Regions from separate parts of the Homo sapiens genome. Here regions 1 and 3 are each linked to region 2. The links are chromatin loops, found by intact Hi-C in ENCODE. Cell type or tissue: heart left ventricle. All regions are shown on one strand.

Region 1 (8,000 bases), 140 kb after region 2:
TTGAGGTTAGAAAGAGAGAAGGATGCAATAGAGAAGTTCTGGAAGGATATGCAGGTGTAGTGTGTCTCAGGAAAATTAATTTCATGATGTCAGCACTTTCCAGGGTCTAGTCTAGTTGTTTGGGTCTAGAAACCCAATCTTTACAGTGCATTCATAGTTGAGTGTTGGAAACTGCCTCAAGCTAACTAAATTCACAAAATACCAGCATGCTATTAATTAATTCACAATATGCCAAAGGGACTGAGTATTTGAACTGGCTAATTCAACCATTCTCTCCCTAAGGAAAAATAATATAATTTGGGAAGCCACCTCCTTTAACTGTGAGTCCATATAGGGCCCTTATTATGTCACTCCAACCCCTAGCACAGTGAATAATCACACAGAGAGTTATTTTTTCGTAGAAGATAGGCTCCATGAGGGCAGGCGTTGCCTGTCTTGTTCACTGCTATATCCCAGGCTCCTAAAAGAGTGCCTGCCACATACTAGGTTCTCAATGGGTGTTTGTTGAAAGAATGAATACTTGAAGAGTTCTTTAATCAGCACAAAGTTAGGACAAATAAATTTTGTTTTATTGCCCTGTTGCTATTGAAAAGCTTATATGAAGTGATACAACCAACTCTGTTAAGAGAATGCAGCTGCCAAGCAGATGTTAAGGCCATGCCCCCGACTCCTGACTGGCATCTTCTTCATTGGGTGGTATTGAAAACACTGACATTTTGCTCTTTGACCTCCCTTTCACTCTGGAGATCTGCTGGTTGGCACATTCTTTCTTGAGACAAAGTGCTAGCCAGTTGTAATTTTCTCAGTTGTACTTACCTTCTGATCACTCCTCCCCATGACTACACCTTGGCATCCTGGTCACCCTGCTTGAAAGGGGTGAGCTGAAGACTTGCCAGCTGCACATCTGTACTTCTTGGAGGGAGTCCTATTCTACACATGTTGATTCATCCTTGCTTCCTCCACAAAGGGCAACTGAGTGTCCTGGTAGCCTAACCATAGTCTGTAGCAAGTGTAGGGGTGAAACGGTAATGCCTGTCCTCACTCATTGCAAGGTCCCCAGCTAACACCCCTATGATGAAAGACAGATTCACAAGAAAAAAGTATAACAAATTTATTTAACAAAGTTTTATGTAATACAGGAGCCTTCCGAAACAAAAGACCCAAAGACCCAGAGAAAACTTTTTTTTTAATGCTTAGGTTTGATGAAGACTGTACTGCCATGTAGAAATGTGATTGGACAAAAAGGACATGTCCCAATGGTAATAAGCTGAGATGGGAATCCATCATGGCTTGTTTGTTTAGCTTCTTCTTGGCCTCTTGCATAACATTTCTTTCTCCAGGATAAGGCAGGATCACCTGTCAAATGAGAGTTTTAAGGGGAGAAGAAAGGTCAGAGACTGACATTTTTAGGTTTATGGTTTGCTTTGGGAAAGAGGGGTTCTAGTTTCTATGACCTGCTGTGGGAAAGAAATGAAAGAAAGAGAAAGGAGAGTGGGAGAAGCTCAGAAAGAACATCTTGCTTCTGAGGCCCTTCCAATCTCCCTCAGTGCAAAGTATTCAGCATACCAAAGTGCTATACTTGAGGTTCTCATGTTCTGATTCCCAACACAAACATTCAGAGGGAGTTGTGGAAAGAGCAGGCAATTGGAAGTACAAATGAAACGGGGGAGTTCCCTGACCCCCCTTGCAGGACGTGTGATGGGTGTGGCTCATCCATTTGGCCATCTTGCTCTCAAACCCCTTATGGGAGCAGGAACATGCAGACAGGCAGGTGTAGGAGCTGGGGCAAGCACTTTTGGCCTCCGGCCCCATGGTTGCATCTAGGGGTGGGTGCCTGTGACTCCCGAAGCCCAAGTGGGCATGTGTTACAGTGCGCTCTTTCACCCTTGCTGTCCATGGATGGCTTAAGTGTTAAACAGCTCAGTGGACCCTCTGCCTTTTTGCAAGGGCAGAGGGCCAGTGTGACAGTTTTCTGTATTCCGAGCTCTTGTCCAGTGTCCAGGAAAAATAAGGTCACGCCTGGACTTAAAGGATGGCAAACGTGGGAGTTTTACTGAGTGGTGGAGGTGGCTCTCAGTGGGATGGATGGGGAGCTGGAAGGGGGATGGAATGGGAAGATGATCGTCACCTGGAGTTTGGCCATGCAGTGGCCAATCTCCTCTCCTACTGTCCCCAGCCTAGCTCCTCTTGACATTAAGAAGCTCCTTCTCTTCTCTCCTTCTCTGCTCTTCTGTTTGTCTGCTTGTGGAGCCTGGGGTTAGGGTTTATAAGGGTACAGGATAGGTGGGTGTGGTGGGCCAAAAGGCAACTTTTGGGTGTGAAAACAGGAATACCTGTTCCCACGTAGGACTGAAGGTTTCCAAGATTGAGGGTGGGGCTTTTGCCAGGGAGCCACCCTCTTCTACCTAGTATTTCCCTGTTTGCTGTCTGTATCCTTTATCCTTGCACTCCATCTCCAAAATGTGGGGCCCTCCTGAGCCACTAGCTCTCAGGTCTACCCATTCACTGCAAATTCCAATTAACATGTGCATAATGCCTTAGAGTTTATTAACACTCTACACACTTTTCCTATTGCAATTCCCCTGTCATAATAAATTGGCTCTAACTGGGTAGTGGGCAAGAAGAACTCATGGGGTGGTTACAAATACAAATTTAATTTAAAAATTGTGATATAACTATATTAGTAGCTGGGGGAGGGAGGAGAAATAAGGTGGAGAATGTTAAGACAGCTAAATCTTCATCTGCCATAATAGAACAACAATAGCTACTGTCTGGAACTGACAAGTTGGGAAATAGCAATATGTGTATATTCCTTAGAAATATGGAGTTAAATACCAGAAAAAAATAGAAAGGGTTTAGAAGGTTAAAAGAGGTTGCCTTCAAGGAACAGGAATAAGGAGACAGAAAGACAGAAATGTGAAGCAAGAAACCACCATTATTTGTGTGTAGGGGAGGAGAAAATAATTTTTTCTCTACCTTTTCTGAGTTTTTTGTTAGGACAGACCCCTGTACCGAAATTAATAAGAGAAAAAAAACAAGTTTATTAATATGTATATCTCATGTATACAAGGGAGATAGCCAGGGAATGAATAATTCTTGAGAGCAGATCTCAAATAGGTAGCTTTGACTTCAAGCTTAAAAACCATCCTTTGCTAAAACAGAGAGGGAAGGGTATGGAGAAGGCCAGTTACGAGGAGACAGCCAGGAAAGCACCTGAAACCAGGGTGAGGTTTGCGATGCAGATTTAAATCCATGCCTTTTTCATTGATAAGAGTTTCTAGTGATTTAGAGTCATTCTTCTCTTCCTGTTGCAGACAGGAAGACACCCTTATGTATGGAGATCTCCTTTATAGACATAAACTTTCCTTACAAAAGGGTAACTTCTACTGTTGTTTTCAGAGATTCTCCTCTGCTGCAGTTTCTCAAAATAATCAGCTCAAAATAATCCTCATGCTAAAGAGGCATATTTGGGGGTGGCATGTTTCTGGTCTCCTAAAGTCATAGGAGAATTCAGGACATGTCCTGAATCCCATCATTTGTCTTAAGTCTTTTACTACTATTTGACATATATATGGCAAATATATATATACATGTTAACGGAAAGGCATCCAGATCCAGACCCCAATAGAGGGTTCTTGGATCCTGAGCAAGAAAGAATTTGGGGCAAGTCCACAGAGTAAAGTGAAAGCAAGTGTATTAAGAAAATAAAGAAATAAGGAAAGGCTACTCCGTAGGCAGAGCAGCCCTGACAGCTACTGGTTGCCCATTTTTATGGTTATTTCCTGATGACATGTTAAACAAGGGGTGGATTATTCATGCCTCCTCTTTTTAGACTATATAGGGTAACTGCCTGATGTTGCCATGGCATTAGTAACTGTCATGGCACTGGTGGGAGGTTAGCAGTGAGGACGACCAGGGGTCACTCTCATCACCATCTTGGTTTTGGTGGGTTTTGGCCGGCTTCTTTACTGCAACCTGTTTTATCAGCTAGGTCTTTATGACCTGTATCTTGTGCCGACCTCCTACCTCATCCTGTGACTTAGAATGCCTAACCTCCTGGGAATTCAGCCCAATAGATCTCAGCCTTATTTTACCCACTCCTATTCAAGATGGAGTTACTCTGGTTCGAATGCTTCTAACACACACACAAGTGTATACACACACATACGTGTGTATTTGTGCTTACATATATGTGTATATGTTTGTATACACATATATCCATACCTTTTCTTGATAAAAGTTAAAAATGAACAAAGAAGGCTAGGGTATGCAATGCATGATAAGGAAATTTTCATCAAAAATAGCTAGTGTCGACAAGCAACCACTTTAGATTTAAGATGCAACCTTCAGCTCTCTGAAAAATGCTCTGACGTGGTCCTCTTCACTCCCACACTGAAGTCAGCATGGCTTACCATACTCACTACACAAATCTCCTTTCAGGCTCCACCTGTTCCATTACCTGAGCAAACAACAGCAAGCAGCAACCCATGCTGCCAACTCACTCTCTGAGGTGAGTTCCAGAACCTACAGGGTGGCATTATCACATTCTTGGGCTGACAGCACTTTTGCCTCCGTGGCTCCCTCTTCATTAAAAAAAAAAAAATTAAAAATTGTATTTGAAACAACTGTATTGGTTTAAAAATTGACATAGTCTAGATTCATTATTAGGTATTCATTAATATTCTATTTTTTCTTCTGATTTTGAAAGTAATTAAAACACTTTCATGGGTCCCTAAAAGTCTCATGGGCTCTAGGCACAGTGCCTGCTCCACCTAATGGGGAAATTGGCCCTGAGAACCTGAGGCAGGAAGAAGGGACAGATCAGCAAAGCACTCTGCCACCCTCTGCAGGTCCTGGTAGAAAAGTATCAAAAGCAAAGAAATAATAAAACCCTACTGGGGCAAAGTCATCCTTACATCAGCTGGTATTTGTTAGGGAGTTGTCAGGTGCAACTTGCAAAAACATCTTGTCAAATGTCCACAGCTTTCCTGTGAGGTGACTCTCACGTCCACAGATATCCAGTGGCCCCAGAGGTTAGGTTTCATGTCTCAGTTCACCCACGCCATTCATGGCAGCCCAGGAATGTGTAACCACTCAGTCTGGCTCTTCCCTGCCTGTCAAGGAGGTGAGGCCGTAGGGTGTGGGGTGGGTGGTACACCTGCTCCCTGTCACCCTCCGAGTCCTCCCTTCCACACCCACACTCTGCCTTGCATGGAAATTAAACATCAGTGACTAATAAATTTGAAGTCAAAATCTAATGTGCTTTTTTTCACTCGCATCCGTGTGAAGAGACCACCAAACAGGCTTTGTGTGAGAAACAAGGCTGTTTATTTCACCTGGGTGCAGGCGGTCTGAGTCTGAAAAGAGAGTCAGCGAAGGGGAGATAAGGGTGGGGCCGTTTTATAAGATTTGGGTAGGTAAAGGAAAATTACAGTCAAAGAAGGGTTGTTCTCTGGCGGGCAGGAGTGGGGGTCACAAGGTGCTCAGTGAGGGAGCTTTTTGAGCCAGGATGAGCCAGGAGAAGGAATTTCACAAGGTAATGTCATCAGTTAAGGCAAGGACCGGCCATTTTCATTTCTTTTGCGGTGGAATGTCATCAGTTAAGTCAGGAACAGGCCATTTTCACTTCTTTTGTGATTCTTCAGTTACTTCAGGCCATCCGGGCATATACGTGCAGGTCACAGGGGATGTGATGGCTTAGCTTGGGCTCAGAGGCCTGACACTTTAACAATTCCATAAATGTGCTTTCCTTTGCCTCTACAAAGATCAGACTTTTTGTGACATTTTCCCCCTTCTGTTTTAGTTCTTTCAGGCTGTGCATTCTGTTTAGTTCATTACAAAAATATCATAAACTGGCTTGTTTATAAACAACAGAAGTTTATTTCCCACGGTTCTGGAGCTGGGAAGTCTAAGATCAGGGTGCCAGCTGATTCAGTGTCTGCTGAGAGACCATTTCCCGGTTCGTAGACGACTGTTTTCTCACTGTGCCCTCACATGGAGGAAGCGGGGAGGGAGCTCTCTGGAGTCTCTTTTATAAGGGTGCTAATCCCATCTGTGAGGACTCCACCCTCATCACCTAATCACCTCCCAAAGGCCCTACCTCCAAATACCATCACCTTGGGGGTTAGGATTTAAACATATGAATTTTGGGGGGACACATTTAGTCCATCGCATGTTCAAATCTGAAATATTCCTTAGTGGCATCCCTGTGTTCCTGTCCTGTTAGTGTTGTGCTGCTGACCTGGGTGGCAAAGGCTAAGCCTCTGCTCCAGCTGGTCCATTTTGCAAATGCTGTACTGTGAGTATTGCATTTGCACAGTCAGGGTCCCCTTTCCCCTGAAAATTCAAATGAGGCCACAGACAGCTGGCAATTTCAACTCCACCTCATTTTCCCCAGCTCTTACTCATTTCTGTGCCTGAAAGGGACTGAATGGGTGGGGGAAGGTGACAATTTGCATTTATATAGAATCCCAGCTTTAAGTTAATTAATCAAAACACTAAGCTACCCTGACAAATCCTTCAGGGAAAGCAGAAAGCTAAACCCTGCTGCACCTTGTTTGAAATAATGATTCAGGCTGCGGCAAAATCTCACAACAGGCCCCCTGAAGCTCGCGACCTACCACCTGCGGAAAATCTTTCTGCAGGAGGACTTCATTCACTTATCCCGACAAGATGATCTTCCTTTCCACTTTTCCTATCTCACCTCTGTACCCACTCCCCAGGCAAAAACACTCCATAATTAAAGAGAGAAAATATGCTCAAGAGGAACAGAGATGTTTCCTGAAGTAAATAAGAAAAGTAAAACAATCCATGAAGGGCTGGGTTGCACGCCTGCCCTCAGGTGGGTTGAGGCAGAGTGCCAGGCCCCAGGCAGTGGACACACACCAAGCAAGCATGACACTAGCAATCACACCCTTTGGGTTCCTTACGACACACTGTGGGAGGCTGTGAGGAAACCATCGAGGGAAGAACAGGCAGACCTGATGCAGAAATTCGATAAAAGATAGAATTCACCAGGACATTAACATATGCAATGAATATTGGGGTGGGACCCAAACTGTCCCTGGAGTAATTACCTTAGGGGAATAGGATGGAGAAGGAGGTGCAGGCATTCTTCACTTTATATTCTTCTGGAGGTTTGTACGGCTGGCCCTTGAATAACATGGTTTGAATTGCACTTTTATGCAGGTTTTTTCAATAAAAGTTACACTGAGTGTGCTGCCTCTCCTGCCTCTCCTTCCACCTCCTCCACCTCTTCCACTTTTGCCACCCTTGAGACAGCAAGACCAATCCCTCCTTCTCCCCCTCCTCTTCCTCAGCCTGTTCAACGTGAAGAAAAAGATGAAGATCCAGCTTCACTTAATGAAGAGTGAATATACTTTCTCTTCCTCATGATTTTCTTAACACCATTTTCTCTTCTCTAGCTTACAGTTTATAATGCATATAACACCCTATATATGCATTAATCAACTGTTTATGTTATTAGTAAGGACTCTGGTCAGCAGTAGCCTATTAGTAGTTAAGTTTTGGGGGAGTCAAAAATGATACATGGATTTTCAACTGCATGGTGAGGGGGGGGTGGCGGTTAGTGCCCCTAACCTCTGTGTTGTTCAAGGGTCAACTGTACTATTTCTGTTAAACAAAGAGCATGGATTGCTTTTACCACCAAAAAAAGCATTATAAAAAATAAATTATTTTCAGCTACTGCATAAAAGAAATTAAATTACAGCCACAGGAAAACCCCAAGGGGGAAATGATAAGGGCAGAGAAGCTAGAATTAAAGGACCTAAGTTCCTTATTCAGCTTTCTGAGCCTCAGATTCTTTATGCAAAAAACTGAGGAAATTGTAATACTTGCCCACTGTGGTCACCCCAGGACGATTAAATGAGATAATAGGTGGAAAAAAGTGCAGCTTATTTTTCACTTGGTCCTTTAACTTTACACAGTAATGAAGTTTAAATGCTATGGCCCCTGTAAACCAAAAATAAAATTCTAAGCTC
Region 2 (8,000 bases):
ATGGTATTTCTGCCTCTAGATCTTTGAGGAATCACCACACTGCCTTCCACAATGGTTGAACTAATTTACACTCCCACCAAAACTGTAAAAGCATTCTTTTTACTCTGCAACCTTGCTAGCATCTGTTTTTTTAAAAATTTTTTAATAATCACCATTCCGACTGCCGTGAGATGGTATCTCATTGTGGTTTTGATTTGCAAGAAATAGCAAATGTCGATTGGGAAGACCTGGCTGATGCCAGCTCTACCCAGTTGGGAACTCCCCAATCTTGGACACATTACACTCTTAGCCTTAGACTTTTCACTTTAAAACCAGGCTATTGCGAGGATCAAGTGAAATAATGCATGTGAAAGTGCTTTGTAACCTGTGAAGTTATATATCAATATCCAGTTATGGTGGATGTTGAAAAATATAGGGTGAATACAAAGGTATTAGTCTCCAATTATAACCTTATTGGCCAGAGTACTGATTACAGGTTATAAAGTGTTGACAGTACAATCTTGCTGGAGCTGTAAAGAAATTGCACCTTAATGCTATGTCTCTATGGGTGTGTATATATGTAAATAGACACATAAATTTTATAGACACTTATGATCATACGTTGTATGATAGATATCACTCTAATTATGTATCACATAAACCCAACAATAGGCTTGTCCTTTTATTTTGAAGCACTTTCTAGAACAACCTTGGGCCAATCTGGGCATACATGCTGCTGTCCATGTCAATGCATAAAAATAAAATGTCAGACCCCCAAACACCCTGATGGGGGTCTAAGGAAGTTAACCCTGAAGGCAGCATTCAGGAGATCTGAAATGGTCAGGGTTGGCACAAAAGCATCCTCAGACATGGGCTTCCTCTAGGGCAATGGGCAAAGAAATATGGAAAGCTATGTGCAAGGTTCCCCACACAAATAAGGCCAGACATAGGCTCTGCAGAGTGAAAGGCACCTTTAAAGTTGTTTGAGGGCAGATGCTGTGTGCAACTGTTTCTGCTCTGGGGTCTGGCAGCCCAGAACGCTTTTCAGGATCTTAAGGGAAAGGCGCTGTCTCCTTCACAGATGCCTTCTCCCTTCCATTCTCTCCCATCAGCTAAAACAATGTTCTGAGTGTGCATCTGTTTGCCACTAATTCTTGAGCTGTGCTTTACTAGTGGGTTCTCCTTCACAGATGCCTTCTTCCTTCCATTCTCTCCCATCAGCTAAAACAATGTTCTGAGTGTGCATCTGTTTGCCACTAATTCTTGAGCTGTGCTTTACTAGTGGGTTCTCTTCTCTCCAGCGAATTTGCCAATACGACCTGGCACACAGAGCAGTTTTACTCTAGAGAAGTAAACGTAGCCTTTTATGATGCAAATAAATGCAAGAGGGAAAAACACAGATTGTTTCACAGAACTATTGGCCAAGTGTATATAGTTTGCAGCTATGAAGCTCTTGAATTATGAAAATTAATTAAATTCAATTTGATGAATGAGAATAATCACTTCAAATAGGATAATGTGATAAATAGCCCCTTCCATAAGGAAAACAATAATTTCAATGCCACAGGTGCTTCATTTTGAGGACTGCTAAAATGCAAAATTCCAAGTTTATGAAGCAAACAGTGCTAATGATAATGAAAAGCTGGCTTCTGGCTCTGATGCACTCTTGTGAGGGACAGGGGGCAAGATCTTCAGTTTGTCTCAGCACCTCTGCCCAAAATTACTGGATCTAAAAATGGATGAGAAGGTGAAGCCTGGGGTTCCCACACAGCTCCCCATACTGTTGGCTTCTGGCACCTCATCCCAGCCTCAGCCCTTTAGGAGCAATGGCTTCAGATTCTCTTTGTGACCCTCAGAGACCCTGCAGTCCCAGCCCTTCCCAGCCATCTAACTGCACCCTCTTTCCCCTAAAACACACAGAGATTTTCCCACCCCAACGGCCAGGACTTCAGTATGGCCTCTTGCTGGGGATGCTTCCTGCCTACCACAGATAAAAACAGCAGCAAGCACAGACTGAATGCCTCCCATGTCCCAGGATTACTCCAGGCCATTTCTACCCCAACCCTGTCTGCTCAGCCCTACTCTAAGTAGTACCCATTGGGAGCTCCCTGTGAACCAGGTACTGTGCAAAGAGCTTTAGATACTATGCCATTTGACCCTTATAGCAACCCCATTCAGACAATAAAACATGATCCTCATCATACAGATGAATAAACTGAAGTATAGAGAGATTAAATATGTAGCTTCATGTCATATAGCTTATAAGAGGCTGAGCCAGGATTCAAATATGAGTAGTTATCCTCCCAAACCCTCACTTTTAACTACCACTCTACTTCTTCTAAAGAGAAATATTATTTTCCCAATAGGACACATGAGAAACAAAGGCTTACAGGGGTTAAGTTACCAGGCTGAGGGTACAGAGTAGTAGGACTGGATCTGAACACAAGTCTTGCTCTCGTCAAACTTCATGTTCTTTCTACAACAGTTGATTAAAAAAAATGGGGGAGGAGGAGGCATTGAGCAGACAGAAGTCAAGATCTTTTATTTGCTAGTTTTTGCTCTTGGTCAAAATTAACCATGGAAAGTCTCAGTGTCTTCACCAGTAAGATGGGAATAATAATAGTGTCTACCTCTTAGAATCATTGTGAAGATTCTATGGGACAGGGCGGGCACTGCTAGCACAGCTCGCAGCACACAGAGCTCAGCAAATGTCAGCCACCATTCCTATCAGTACCCTGTGTGGCCTCCATTGCACGCCTTTGGTAATGGCCTGTCTTCTCCTGAATCTTCACCCTGACCCTCTCTGTCACCTCTGAGAACTCCAGGGTCTCAGAACAGCCAAAGCCATTCCTCTGGCTTTATCGCCACATCGCTGCAGCATTCATTGCACCGTTCCTCATCTGGGAGTCTTTGTGTGGCCCAAAGTTGCTGACAGTGTGGTTCCTCACTTGTGGTCATCACAGCTAATCAAACTGGCAGTAGCCATGAGTCACCTCACAGCCCAAGTGACCATGCTAAGGCTCCCAACAACCCTCACAGAGCTCAGCCAACGTCTGCTGCTGCTGCCCTGAAGGCCCCAGCTTCTCTCTTCTGGGTTTGCTCTCACATTCCAGCCAACCAGGAATGCTGTGAGCTCCAGAGGTACATGCCTCTCTGAGCCTGTATTAGCTTCTTATTGCTGCTATAACAAAACACCACCAATCAGTAGCTTAAAATAAAGCAAATTCATTCTCTTACATTTCTGGAGGGCAGAAGTCCAACCTGTATCTCACTGGGCTAAAATCAACATGCTGGCCGGACTGTGTTCCTTTGGGAGGCTCTCAAGGGGAATCCAATTTCTCTGCCTTTCCCAGCTCCTAGAGGCCACCTGCATTCCTGGCTCATGGTCCCCTTCTCCATTTTCAAAGCCAGCAGCCTGACAGCTTCAGATTTGTCTTTGACTCTGACCCTTGCTTCTGTCATCATAGACCCTTCTCAGACTCGCCTCTATCCTAGTGTCACTTGTAAGGACCCTGGTGATGACATTGCCCGCCCCCCCACCTGGATAATCCAAGATAATCTCTGCATCTCAAACTCCTTAACTTCATCACATCTGCGAAGTTTCTCTTGCCATGTAAGGTTCTGGAGATTAGAACATGGACGTCCTTTTTGGAGGCTGGATTATTTTGCTTATGGCAGAGTCTCTTCTATGAAAGAGCTCCATGTAACCCACTTCCTGTACTAGAAATACATGTGGCTAAGAAGCGGGAGCCACCATAAGGCCCACCAAAAGCAGGTTTTCTGCCAGGGAGTCCCTGGGATGAATCACCGCCCAGATGGTGCCATCAGGCTGAAGTGAGATTACCCACCACCTGTACCCATGGGCATTTATCTGGGCCAGACTAGTGGGTGCACCTCCAAGGAAAGACATACAATTTAGCATGTTCAATAGTCTTTTAATGGTGGACACATGTCATACATTTGTCCAAACCCATAGAATGAACAACACCAAGACTGAGCCTGAATGTAAACTATGGACTCTGGATGATAAGGAGGTGTCTTGGGGTCAATATCCCCGTCTGCTTGGGGATGTTGAGAATGACTGTGTGGAGGGAGGGAGTAAATGGGAAATCTCTGTACTTTCCATTCAATTTTGCTGTGAACCTAAAACTGCTCCAAAAATAATATTGTTTAAAAAGTCTCTTAAGGGAAGAATGATCTGAGAAATGTTCTAGCAAAGTTTGGGTATCACCATGTTAAACTGTAAGCCCCTTGAGAGAAAACACCATAACATCCTTTAACATTATGTCCTGAGAGTCTCACAAGCGCCTGCCCTGTAGTGGGAGCTGAATGGCTGACGACCAGAAGGAAACCAGGCTTGTGGTGAGAATTCGTGCAGCTTAAGTGGCCCTCAGTGACAGTGACTCCATTTGAAGTGGAACGACTGTTCCTCCCGTAGCCCACAGCAGACATGGGAAACTGGAAACCAACACCGTTCATTCCTGTGCCAAGTGCTTTAGGCGCCCAATAACCCTACAAGGTAAATACTAGCATTTCCATTCTAAAACTGAGAAGAGTGGGGCTCAGAAAGGTTAAGTCATTTGCAGGGCAGAGGGCCTGGATTCAAATCTAGGTTTGTGTAAGTCTGAAGTTCACACCAGGCTTCCTTCTCAATGACAAGAGTGGAGAGGGCGGTTCTCTGTGTGTGTTCTGAGTTCTGGATGTGAAAAATAACGCAGAAAAGATGGAGCTGCAAACTAGGAGTGGCCCGCAGGGAGGGTTAGCTGTTGAGGGCAACCTTGTATATTTGTATAAAAGCCCAGTTGCCCCCAGAGGAATGCCCAAGCCCTAGTAAGATGCTGTGGTCCCTAGAGACGCTCACCAGAAAGCATCTAAAGGGAGCATCTAAGGTGGCCAGGCTAGACCAAGTGCCGGCTGGAGCAGAGAGGGGCCAACAGAGGGCGCTGTGCAGACGTGGCGCGCCCAGACCCAGCGACGCCTGGAACCCCGACACCCAGGGCTGAGCCGCGGACAGAGATCTCTCTTTTTGAACTAAATTAGTCTCCTTCTTTGGAGACCGAGGAGCACAGAGAATATTTTTCAGCAAGTATTGGAGAGTGAAGCTTGCCTCTTGCAAAATCTCTAATGTTTGCGGCTTGCTTTCTCTTCCATAAAACTTCTTTTTGCCACAATGGATGCTAAGAGACAGTGCAGCAAAATGGGTAGAGCAGAGAAAGTGATGTCCAATCCCAGCTTTATCCCTTATTAGAGGTGCGGCTTTACTCTGAGCCTCCTTTTTGCTTTCCATACGCTGGAAATCTAGGCTCTTACAGGTCTGCTCTGAAGGCTAAAGAGAATGAACAGAAAAGGTGAGAGTATGTCATCTTGCCCAAAGTAGGTCAGCAGATTGCGATCATTTTGGTCTTAAGACCTCTTTGCACTCTTAAAAATGATTGAGGACTCAAAGCAGATTGCGATCATTTTGGTCTTAAGACCTCTTTGCACTCTTAAAAATGATTGAGGACTCAAAGAGCTTCTGTTCATGTAGTTCTATCTAACAATAGATAGAACTCATAAGGATATGAGAGGAACTCATGAGGATATGAGAGGTTTTACTCAGCTTTCAGATAACCTGATGACAAATTGCATAAATGATGAAGTGAATCAGACGTGAAGTGAATCACAGCTGGAACAAGCCTAAGATCACAGGCCTCCTAATGTACGTCAGGGTGATGTCTGTCTCCAAATACCAAATCAAGAAGTCTTCAGAGAGCAGTCGGTTAAGCAAACATTTTATTTCAAATTAACATAAAACCTGCCTTTCAATGACTTCCAAAATGTTTCGTTTCCTTCCTGTTTTTGATGATGAGATGTATTGACTGTGTTTCCATCTCCTCCCCAGCAGGTGCCCAAGCCTGATGAATTCCCGTGCTAAAAAACTGCTGCCTCCTGTGGAGACCTGTGTGTCTCCCACAGGGCTGAATTGCCCTGTGTCTGCCCAGCACAGCTCTGGGCACCCAGGTGGCTCCTCCCTGGGCCTCAGCAGCAGCACAAGATGGGTTGTAGCCCTGCATCTCTGTTAAGGGTCTGCATTATGTCAGTTGCTAGATTCTTCTTCCTCCTCTTCCTATACTGCCCATCCTTGATTCTTTACAAAGCTCCTCTCCTTGATTCTTTGAACTCTCTCAGACCTCTTTTTAATCCTTTTTTTTCTCCACTAGTTTCCTCTGTCCACTCACCCTGCATCCTCCTCTCCACTGATTCAGTGCTTAATCCCGGTCTAAACCCACCTCTCCACTTAGGTCCTTCTTTCTTCCGTCTTTCTCCTCCATATGGTTTGTCATGTGTCAGGGCCATGATGCTCAATTGGTATATAATTAAGATATAATCTATAAAGTAAGTACCATTACACCCATTTTTCAGGTGAGAAAAATAAGGCACAAAAGAGTTAAGTTACTTGCCCAGGTTCCCCTAGCCAGTGATAGATGCAACCAAGGTGTGACCCCATTGTTGCCTGACTTTCCACCTCATCCCTGATGTCTCTTTTAAGTAGCCTTAAGCACCCTCTTTACTTGTCACTTCCCAGTTCACTTGCTTTCCAGTGTGCCTCCTTTGCTGGTCTCAACCCCACATCCCCCTACAATGTGCCTCCCCATAGCCTGAGCACCTGCCCTGGGTGCTGGGCGAGAGCAGTGAGCAAGACTTACTTCATGGGGCTTTCCATCTTGTCCTTTCTGCATTGATATTTGGGCTAGTTTGGGCTCTGCTGCTTTGTCTGTAGGCATCTGCCTTTTTCCCAGAAACAGTTTCATCTTGGGCAGATATGGCCTGGACAGAGTTTCACTTAGTATTTTGTCTTTGGCAACCCCTTCCTACCCTGTTCCCCTTCAAGGCCACGTTGCCTGCCATTCCCCATTGTGTTCCCAGCCTTTAAGAAGTGAGCTGGCCATGAGCCACTCTGTTTTTCCTCATCTATACTCTCCATGCTATTACATGAGGAAGCCACATCTCTTTAGAGAAGCTGACCTCTCTGGCATTGCTCATATACCCACACAGCCTCGCCCCTCACTATCTGCTGAACGCAGAGAACTGGCAAGGGTGTGCAAACAGCAGGGTGGTGGCACCTCGGGGCTCTGCCTGAGATACCAGGGCCCAGTGAGGCCAAGAGCAGGCCAGGGGCCCCTGAGGGATGGACCTGAGCAAGGGAGAGCCAAGTTATAGAAGAGGAAACTGAGGCCAAGTGCCCCATTAATTCATAGTCATTCCTTCAGTTCATTCAAAATATTTATTGAGTGCTTTCTTTGCTTCAGGGACTATTTGCATGGGATGCAGCAATAAATGAAACTAATAAACCTGCCCTAATGAAGCCTGCAATATATTGGGAAAGACAAACTATAAACAAATAAATATATAAATGGTCCCCAAGTTAAGATAGCTCGGCTTACGACTTTTTCACTTTACAATGGTGTGAAAGCAATTAGCGTTCAGTAGAAACTATACTTCAAGTACCCATACAGCCATTCTGCTTTTCACTTTCAGTAAAGTGTTGAACAAATATATATGAGATATTCAACATGTTACTGTAGAATAGGCTTTGTGTTAGATGATTGTGATTGTGCCCAACTGTATGGTAAGTTTCTGATCACATTTAAGATAGGCCAGGCTGAGCTGTGAGGTTCAGGGGGTTAACTGTATTCAATGTATTTTTGACTTACAATATTTTCAACTTACAATAGGTTTATTGGGATGTAACCCCATCATAAATTGAGGAGCATCTGTATGCAGTAATGTCAGATAGTGATAAATACTGTAAAGAAAAATAAAGTACTGTCTGGGATATTGAGGTGTCTGATGGAGGTGGAGGGTGAGCACTGTTGTAGATAGCATGGTCAGAGAAGAACTTTCTAGAAGGGTGGCATTTAATTAAAATATTAAATGCAATAAGGAAGTAGTCCTAGTGGATATTTAAAGGAAAGCATTCCGGGCAAAGGTAATAGCCTTTGCCAAGTCCCTGGGATGGGAGCATGCTTGCTGGTTTCGAG
Region 3 (8,000 bases), 110 kb after region 2:
TTGGGTTTTCTTACATACAACTGAGTTTTTGCTTACACACTCCTTAATTTCTTTTAATTCCTGTTCCATAAGGAGGCACCTATCTCTCCAAGGAGAGCCTGGGTGACTGACACTTGCTCCAGTTCACTGTTCCACAATGAGCAGCTCTGTGCAAACCTATCCCCAAAGGCTGAGTTTGCTGAGAAGCCAAAGAAAAAGACTCACAAATCCAATTTCTCAGAAAGAAACATTTAATAGGGACTTATGAAAAGAAGCCATGTCTTGGGAAGCTGAGAGATGGTAGATCCCTGTACCCACCCTCCAGAAAGTATTTTTTACATAGCAATTTGTTTTGGTGAAACGTGTCACTGGTCATGTCTCCGACCCTCGGCAAAACTCATGACTAGTGGAAAAGCTAGGTAAGCATCTTTATGAGGGGTTATCTATGCTGCAGTCCTTGTTTCTTGACCTTGCTGCAGAATGCCTTGGTCTACAGGAGTCAAACATTGGTCATTATGATAGTTTCACTTCAAGGTGGTATCACTCTTGCCATACAACAGGATATTCTCTTATACTCCACCCTATAAAACTGGTCCTTACAATCTCATGTGCCCTCCTCTTCTGGGATAGTCCCTGCACCTAGATGGAGGATGCTTGATATTGTATAGCTTTAGCAATAGTGCATTGGCTCCATTGGAGCTGCCATGACAACAGTAAAGGCAAAGCAGGGCAGTAAACAACATATGCATTTAATACCTAAACCAAGAACTAGCTTCATCCAAACCTGCCCAAAACCAGTCATTCAAAAGAGGGGTTTGGTCTGAAAGAGTGGTTATTTGGGTTTTCATATCAGTCATTAATTTAGTGATGTTATCTGATTCATCAGGAATATAAACATAGCATTCAGTTTTTATGATTGCACAAGCCCCCCTTGTGTAACAGTGAGCACGTCTAAAGCCATGTGCTTTTGGAGGACAGACTTTCTCATGAGAGTGACTTCTGTGTTTCAGAGAGAGATTCTCTTGTGGCTATTATTAAAAGCTTTCTTTGTATAATTTGTTACAGCTTCCACATGCTAAATAACATCTTTGATGTCCCGTTGAGGAAGGAAAATAGAAGCTAAGTTGTTGTACCGATAGAAAACAGATTGGGCCCAATGGGATTCCAAATGAAGGAAATTCCCAGGCTTTGAAAGAGTGTGAACTATCTGACCTTGCACCCGTGTGTAACCGAAAGAACATATTAATTTGTGCCATGCATCCAGGAAGTTCCATGTGGGCCAACCAAGAGATGCCTGGATATATTACCCATTCTGTAGCATGCGAATCCATACTTTTAATATTATAATATATAAACATCTGTCTCTTGGTGTCCATCTTATATCCCTTGTTCTATTTGGACAGATAGCTTTAGAATTATTCTTTTGTTTCCAACATAGGGGGACAAGTTGACTAGGCTGGCCAAAAGATAGTTAACCAAATAAATTCATTCTATATTTGGGTTATTTTCATTGCAGTATCAGATCACTTCGTTCTTTAACTGAAGTGTTTCAGGCTGAGACTGAGTTATTTTCATTGACAGAAAAACTCCTCCCATGTCCCTTCTCAGAAAGAATAATATTAATGGGGCATGAGGTTATTTTATCTCTAGTCACATTGTATTCAATACCATCATGTAAATGTGAAAAGCAATAATATATTCCTGATATTCTATCTGTCATCCTTGGAAGGGAACTACCCATCACTGTAGGCCAGAAACACCGGAGAGTGGCATGAGGCTGCATACCCAACGGGTGTTTTTCTGTGAGCCACCAGCATAGTCTTGGCCCATTGTAGGAAAAGGTTTGCTTCATAGGTGACAGCTGGTAATAATGGTGACAGAACATAACAACTAAAGATGAAAAGAAAGAAACAGCGGGTACTGGCAGGGAAGGTCTCCATCTGTTAGGATTACACTAGTTGCTTTATTGAGGGTCATTAACAAAGATGCAGCTCTTGTGTTTTTCAAAGGAGCAGTATACCATACATGTTGCTCAGAGGACGAAATGTTAGCAACTGTAGTTGGAGTAATTTAGTTGGGAGTTCACCATACCAAGGAACCCACCACCATGCCATAGGGTGTGAGCATTTCTCCTGAACACTTACAGCACATGACCATAGATCTGGTGTTCAGTGAGTTCAGTGGTGACCACTCTAACTGTCCAAGATACTCCCTACTCTCTGGCAGGAAATAGTCTAATCAGCCTGGGGATATTTGCTATTCTAAGCCCCAGTAGAGTATCCCCTCCCCGGTACTATATCCATTGGCATCTTCATGTGCAAAGCAGGCTGATTATCAATGAGGTCTGGGAGCAAAGCTGTTATCTCAGTCATCCATATATGCACAGTGGTAGGTTTTGGGGGCAGTTGTACCAACCTGTCTATGGGGCACATGTCCTCCCTCTGGCTGAATTTAAAGAGATAAAGGCTGCAGATAACACATTCATCTACCTGTGCAAGACAGGATTCCCCAGTAAAGTTTGAAGTCGTGCTTTTAATAGGCCATTGTTTTCTCTCAATTGACCCTACTGCTTGGGGTTTATGTGGGAGGTGGAAATGCCCTGCTATATCATGCTCCCTGGCCCAATCCTGAGGGTCACGTCCAGCAAAATGGATCCCTGAGTCACTGTCAATGTGCCATGGATATCCATACATAGTACCAAGAGCCCCTAATCCTTTAATAGTACTGGTTTGATTTGCTTGCTTACAAGGAAAACTTTGCGGCAGTCCAGTAGCAGCATCTACACAGGTCAATACATACTTTTTACCTTGACTTACATGGAGAGATCCTGTCTATCCACTTGCCAGTCTTTGACAGGGTGGACAGCCTTATAAATGTGTCCTGCTTGATGGGGTCTATCAAGCAGGACACATATGTAGACACAATCGCAAACATGGTAAACCGTTTGTTACAACTGTTGGGAAGTCACTATATTTTAAGGGTAGTCTGCCCCCTTGGCTATCTCCCAGGCTACTCTTGTACTTCTGTGACCACTTGTTATATACCTAGGTTGCTTGTTCAGTGGCCTGGGCCAACACGATGTTAGGGTGTTGCTTCTATATTTCCCAGAACTGAGACTTTTGTGTTTGGGGCCACTTTAAATACAATTAAATAGGCCATAGGGTGTTGCAGCTTCTCCCATGTGTCTTGCCACATGTTCATGCCCCATATGAGTCTGTGCATAATTATCCATTTTTCTCATTCCCTTTAGGCTAGCCACATAGTTAAACCTTAAAAGACAGCCCGATGATCAGTACAGGTGGTAAGGGGCCAAGGCTCACGTGTCGTTACTAACCAAGCAGTCTGCAATTCAGCCCATTGATTACTCTGATTGTACCCGTATCAAGCCAGATAGTGTCAGTTTGTGGTTGTATTGCCACAGCAGTTCAAATACAGGGATATCCCCTGCTGGAGCTGTCTGTATACCAAGCATCATCCGGATGAGTAACACTCCTTCTCTTATGCTGTCAGGCACTGGAGAAGCAACTGAGTAGTAGTTGCTCATATGTAACAGGGCCTAACATAGCATGCAATTCTGGGCTCAATGAACTTGTTACCAGAACCCTTCATCACTGCAAATAGGCATGTCATTTATTCAAGGTAGGTGTCTGGGTTCCAGCAGAGATGGGTCTTTTAAACAATCCTTCTATCCATCCCTTGATTGGTAGGCCTGTTCTCACATACGCAAGAAGGGTCTTTGTTAATGGTTCCACCTTCAGTAAAGCATTAAATACTGCTGGCACTTGTTCAATGGGAGTGTATCTGGTTTCAGCCCCTTTCCACAATTGTGACCAAAATCCTAGGTCCAATTCATACCCTCAGGAGGAGCAGTAACATCCAAAGTCCTAGCTGAACCCTCTAAAGGGGTGCCTAAGGCTTGTGCATGCTGTACTAGCACTTTAGCCTGTTCACAAACTTCCTGCTGAGGCGTGTCCCAATCCCAATGTGTCCCATTTCTAATAATTCTATAGTCCCATTTCGAATAAGTTGTCTTAAACATTGGGCTAAGTGTGGAATAAGTTCTTTCCAACAGCCCAAAAGACCCACACATGTTTGGACTTCTTTTACTATTTTCTGAGTTTGAAGTTGTTGGATTTTGATATGGTTTGCCTGTATCCCCACCCAAATCTCATCTTGAATTGTAGTTTCCATAATCCCCATGTGTCATGGGAGGGACCAGGTGGAGATAATTGAATCATGGGGGCAGTTTCTACCATGCTGTTCTCATGATAGTGAGTGAGTTCTCACGAGATCTGATGGTTTTATAAGGGACTTCCTGCTTCATTTGGCACTTCTCCTTCCTGCTGCCATGTGAAGAAGGACATGTTTGCTTCCCCTTCTGCCATGATTATAAGTTTCCTGAGGCCTCCCAGCCATGCTGAACTGTGAGTCAATTAAACCTCCTTCCTTTATAAACTACCAGGTCTCGGGTATGTCTTTATTAGCAGCATGAGAACAAACTAATATAGACTTTGTCAATTACTGTACCCGGTATGAAACCAGTCTTCTCCTGAGAACTTCACTGCAGATCCTGGGCCCTGGATATTCTGAGGATTGATTACCCATCCTTGTTCCCATAGATGAACACACAATGCTATAAGGCTTTCCTGTGTTAACCAAAAAAGTTAGGCAGATGTCTCTATCAGTAGATGTTTATTGAGCCAACGTTTGAGGATGCACTGGGAAAAACACAAGCCACAGGAACGTCTGTGTCCTGTGCTTTTCAAAGAGGGCTTGGGAACTCAGTGTTTAAGGGTGAAAGAGCAAGAAGGAGGGAAAAAGAAAGGGAGGGTAGGCAGTGAGGCAAATGTTTACATTCTTGTGAAGCTCTAATTAACACTCAGTAAATCTACATTTTAGATAAGATAAGGTAAACATTTGAAAAGAAGGAGTAGCCCAGGTGCAGTGGCTCATGCCTGTAATCCCAGCACTTTAAGATGGCAAAGTGGGCAGATTGCTTGAGCCCAAGTGTTCGAGACCAGCCTGGGCAACATAACAAAACTCCATCTCTACTGAAAACACGAAAATTAGCCAGGCGTGGTGATATGTGCCTGTGGTCTCAGTTACTCAGGAGGCTGAGGTGGGAAAAATCACCTGAGCCCAGGAAGTTGAGGCTGCAGTGAGCTGTGATCATGCCACTGCACTCCAGCCTGGGTGTTGGAGTGAACCATTAAAAAAATAAATAAATAAAATTAAAAAAGGAAAGAATGAAAGAAAAGAGGGAGTAGAGGAAAAAGAAGTTAATTATGCATCCATCTCAACATAGGCAGAGGAGTGATTTATTGTCTTGCCCTTGGTCTGTGCCTGCGAAGACAAGCTAGATAAGTTTGTCATCAATATTGTCAGTGTGAGATTTAACAGAAATCAGTTTTAGGAGTTAAAACTTTGGTTGCAGACCCACGGTTACAATTGGCATGGCTGATTTTGTAGGGGGACATGTATCTTGAATGATTTCAGGGCTAACAAGGAATTTTCTTGTAAGCAATTTGTGAGGCAGGCTATCTGGGCAGGTACATGACCTTTTTCCATTGTTGGAACTTGGCTTAGGTATAATGCTGTGACAGAGTGTTGTGAAGTTACACCTCTCTGGTTAAGGGAAAAAAGGAAGGCAGTGTTGCACGACTTATTTTCCAGGCTTAACTTTCTCCTTGGCATACTGAGTTTGGGGTCCCAAGGTTTCATTTTCTTTTACACCTGTAACACATTAAAATCTTCAGAGGCTAACAAAATGTCATCAATATAATGAAACGAAGAAAGAAAGGATAGGAGTGAGAAAAAAGACAAGTCTCTAGCCACCATTCCTTGACAAATGGTAGGACTTTGAAGACATCCCTGGGGCAACAGGTGAAAAGTCCACTAGCAGCCTTGCCAGGGAAAAGCAAATTGGTCTTGTGATTGTTCAATGGAGGAGTGCTGAAAAAGGCGTTAGCCAAATCTGAGACAGTGTGATGTGTCCCCAGCACAGATACTATGTCATCAACTGTTTAACTAATATTAAGAACCACAGGCCGGGGCTGGGTGTGGTGGCTCATACCTGTAATCCCAGCACTTTTTAAGGCTGAGGTGGGCAAATCACCTGAGGTCAGGAGTTCGAGACCAGCATAGCCAACATGATGAAACCCTGTCTCTACTAAAAATACAAAAATTAGCCAGGCATGGTGGCGCATGCCTGAAATCCCAGCTACTCAGGAGGCTGAGACAGGAGAATCACTTGAACCCAGGAGGTGGAGTTTGCAGTGAGCCGAGATCATGTCACTGCACTCTAGCCTGGGTGACAGAGCAAGACTCCGTCTCAAAAAAAAAAAAAAAAAAAAAAAAAAAGAACTGCAGGCCAGGAACAGCAGTTCACACCTGTAATCCCAGCACTTTGGAAGGCCGGGTGTTAAGGTTTCACAAATGCACCACAATGTAGCAGTCTCTCTTTGTGAGGTATTACCCGGAGTTCTTTGTCTCACCACCAAGAGAATTAAGGAGCGTGGACACAAAGGGTGAGGTCGGAGCGAAAGCTTAATAAGCCAAAGAAGAAAGCTTTCTGCCACAGAGAGAGGGCCCAGAAGAGGGTTGCCATTTTTACAGTTGAATACAAAGGCTTTTATAAGAAACCAATGAGGGCTGGGCATCTTATTTGCATATGGTGCAAATTTCTGGTAGCTCCACCCCATCCTCCTGATGCACATGTGGGCCCTTAGCTTGAGTTACTCTATATTGCTTTGTTCCCCATACTGCACATGTGTCGGGGGACAGAATTTTCCATTGTGGGCCTGTCTGGGCAAGTCACCTGTGTAACCTTTCTTATCTGTGTGGCTGTGGGCATGTCTTAGGCAAGCCCCCCTGTGCGAGTTCCCTTACCTGTGCCTGCAGGCTGTTCTTTTACTTGAAAGAATTCAACCGAGGACCCACCATAACTGCCTGCCTGACCTGTTTCTTCCTTTCTCCTCTCTCAGAGGTGAGCAGATTACTTGAGTCCAGGAGTTCAAGACCACCCTGGGCAACATGGTGAAATCCAGTCTATACAAAAAATACAAAAATTAACCAGACATGCTGGCACATGCCTGTAGTCCCAGCTGCTTGGGAGGCTGAAGCAGGATGATCATTTGTGCCCAAGATGCGGAGGTTGCAGTGAGTCAAGATCACACCATTGCACTCCAGCCAAAAAAAAAAAAAAAGCAAAAAAACAAAGAACTGTAACATTATTCAATTCCCAGGTCTACTGCCATTTGCCAGGTATCCTCTGGTTCATGTACCGGTCAGATGGGGCTGTGAAATAGGCTTTGAGCTGGACAGATAATATGCACCTTTGCCAGTTCCTCAACAGTTGCACTTATTTCAGCATGATTCCCAAGCAGTTTGTATTGTTTAATGTTGACAGCTTGACTAGGGGCAGGGAATAGTATGGGTTCCCGTTTTGCCTCTCTCCTGAGAATGCTTTTACTACACATACCTTCATTTGAATTATCCCACTGAAGTTTGCAAAGTCCTTCCTAACAGAATATCCATGCTCAAAATGTTTTCTGGAATAGAGGAAATAAACGCCATATATGGGGCAGGGGGAGCTTTTCCAATACCTAGATGTATAAAGTTCTTTTTATTGGGATACTAAGGCCCTCATAACCATCAGTGGTGGTCCGCTGACAGCGTGTCTTTCTGGATTTCCATGGATTAAAGTACATTCTGTCCTACTGCTGGAACATGGGGTCAACCTTGGCCCCACTCCTAATCTTGGGGCCAGGGCAAAATCCACCCCTAATAAGCCAAGGCATTAGAATAAGGGGTTGAGTCATCTTCCTCGTCTGATGGAGGGGAAGAAGGGAAGAGACAAAACTGCAGTTCAGGCTTTAATTCCCTCTATAAGGCTACTAATACAGCATTAGTTTGTTTGTCTATTTTTTTCTTAGGGTGTTCCAGCTCCCAATAAATCATGCTGCATTTGCTTATGCTTGACTTGTCAGTCTCCTTCCCCCTTCATTCTCCTTCTCTTAGTG

The links. Peaks named below come from ENCODE experiments on the same cell type or tissue, not always from the same donor. Only the 100,000 strongest peaks of a DNase experiment are listed, where the experiment ranks them.
Region 1: it touches region 2 in a loop (3-fold over the local background); 32 of 110 quality-filtered maps call a loop at or near these places.
Region 3: a loop joins it to region 2, with 2.1 times the contacts of the local background. A loop is called at or near these places in 8 of 110 quality-filtered maps.

Annotation. Positions count from the first base shown.
Region 1 is chr13:48,592,658-48,600,657 of GRCh38, reverse strand. It overlaps LOC105370202 (a long non-coding RNA gene), which reads right to left. Exons shown (of 3, transcript XR_941958.4): 3 at 1,098-1,356. Among named protein-coding and RNA genes, the nearest start is that of LINC01077, 6.1 kb to the right of the region's middle. In heart left ventricle, a CTCF peak has its summit at 4,830 (motif pointing left); no DNase peak of the experiment used is centred here; H3K27ac peaks cover 173 bases.
Region 2 is chr13:48,729,086-48,737,085 of GRCh38, reverse strand. No RefSeq gene overlaps it. Among named protein-coding and RNA genes, the nearest start is that of CYSLTR2, 79 kb to the right of the region's middle. In heart left ventricle, a CTCF peak has its summit at 4,910 (motif pointing right); a DNase peak (open chromatin) is centred at 4,925; H3K27ac peaks cover 639 bases.
Region 3 is chr13:48,618,062-48,626,061 of GRCh38, reverse strand. No RefSeq gene overlaps it. Among named protein-coding and RNA genes, the nearest start is that of LINC01077, 31 kb to the right of the region's middle. In heart left ventricle, no CTCF peak of the experiment used is centred here; no DNase peak of the experiment used is centred here; H3K27ac peaks cover 3,181 bases.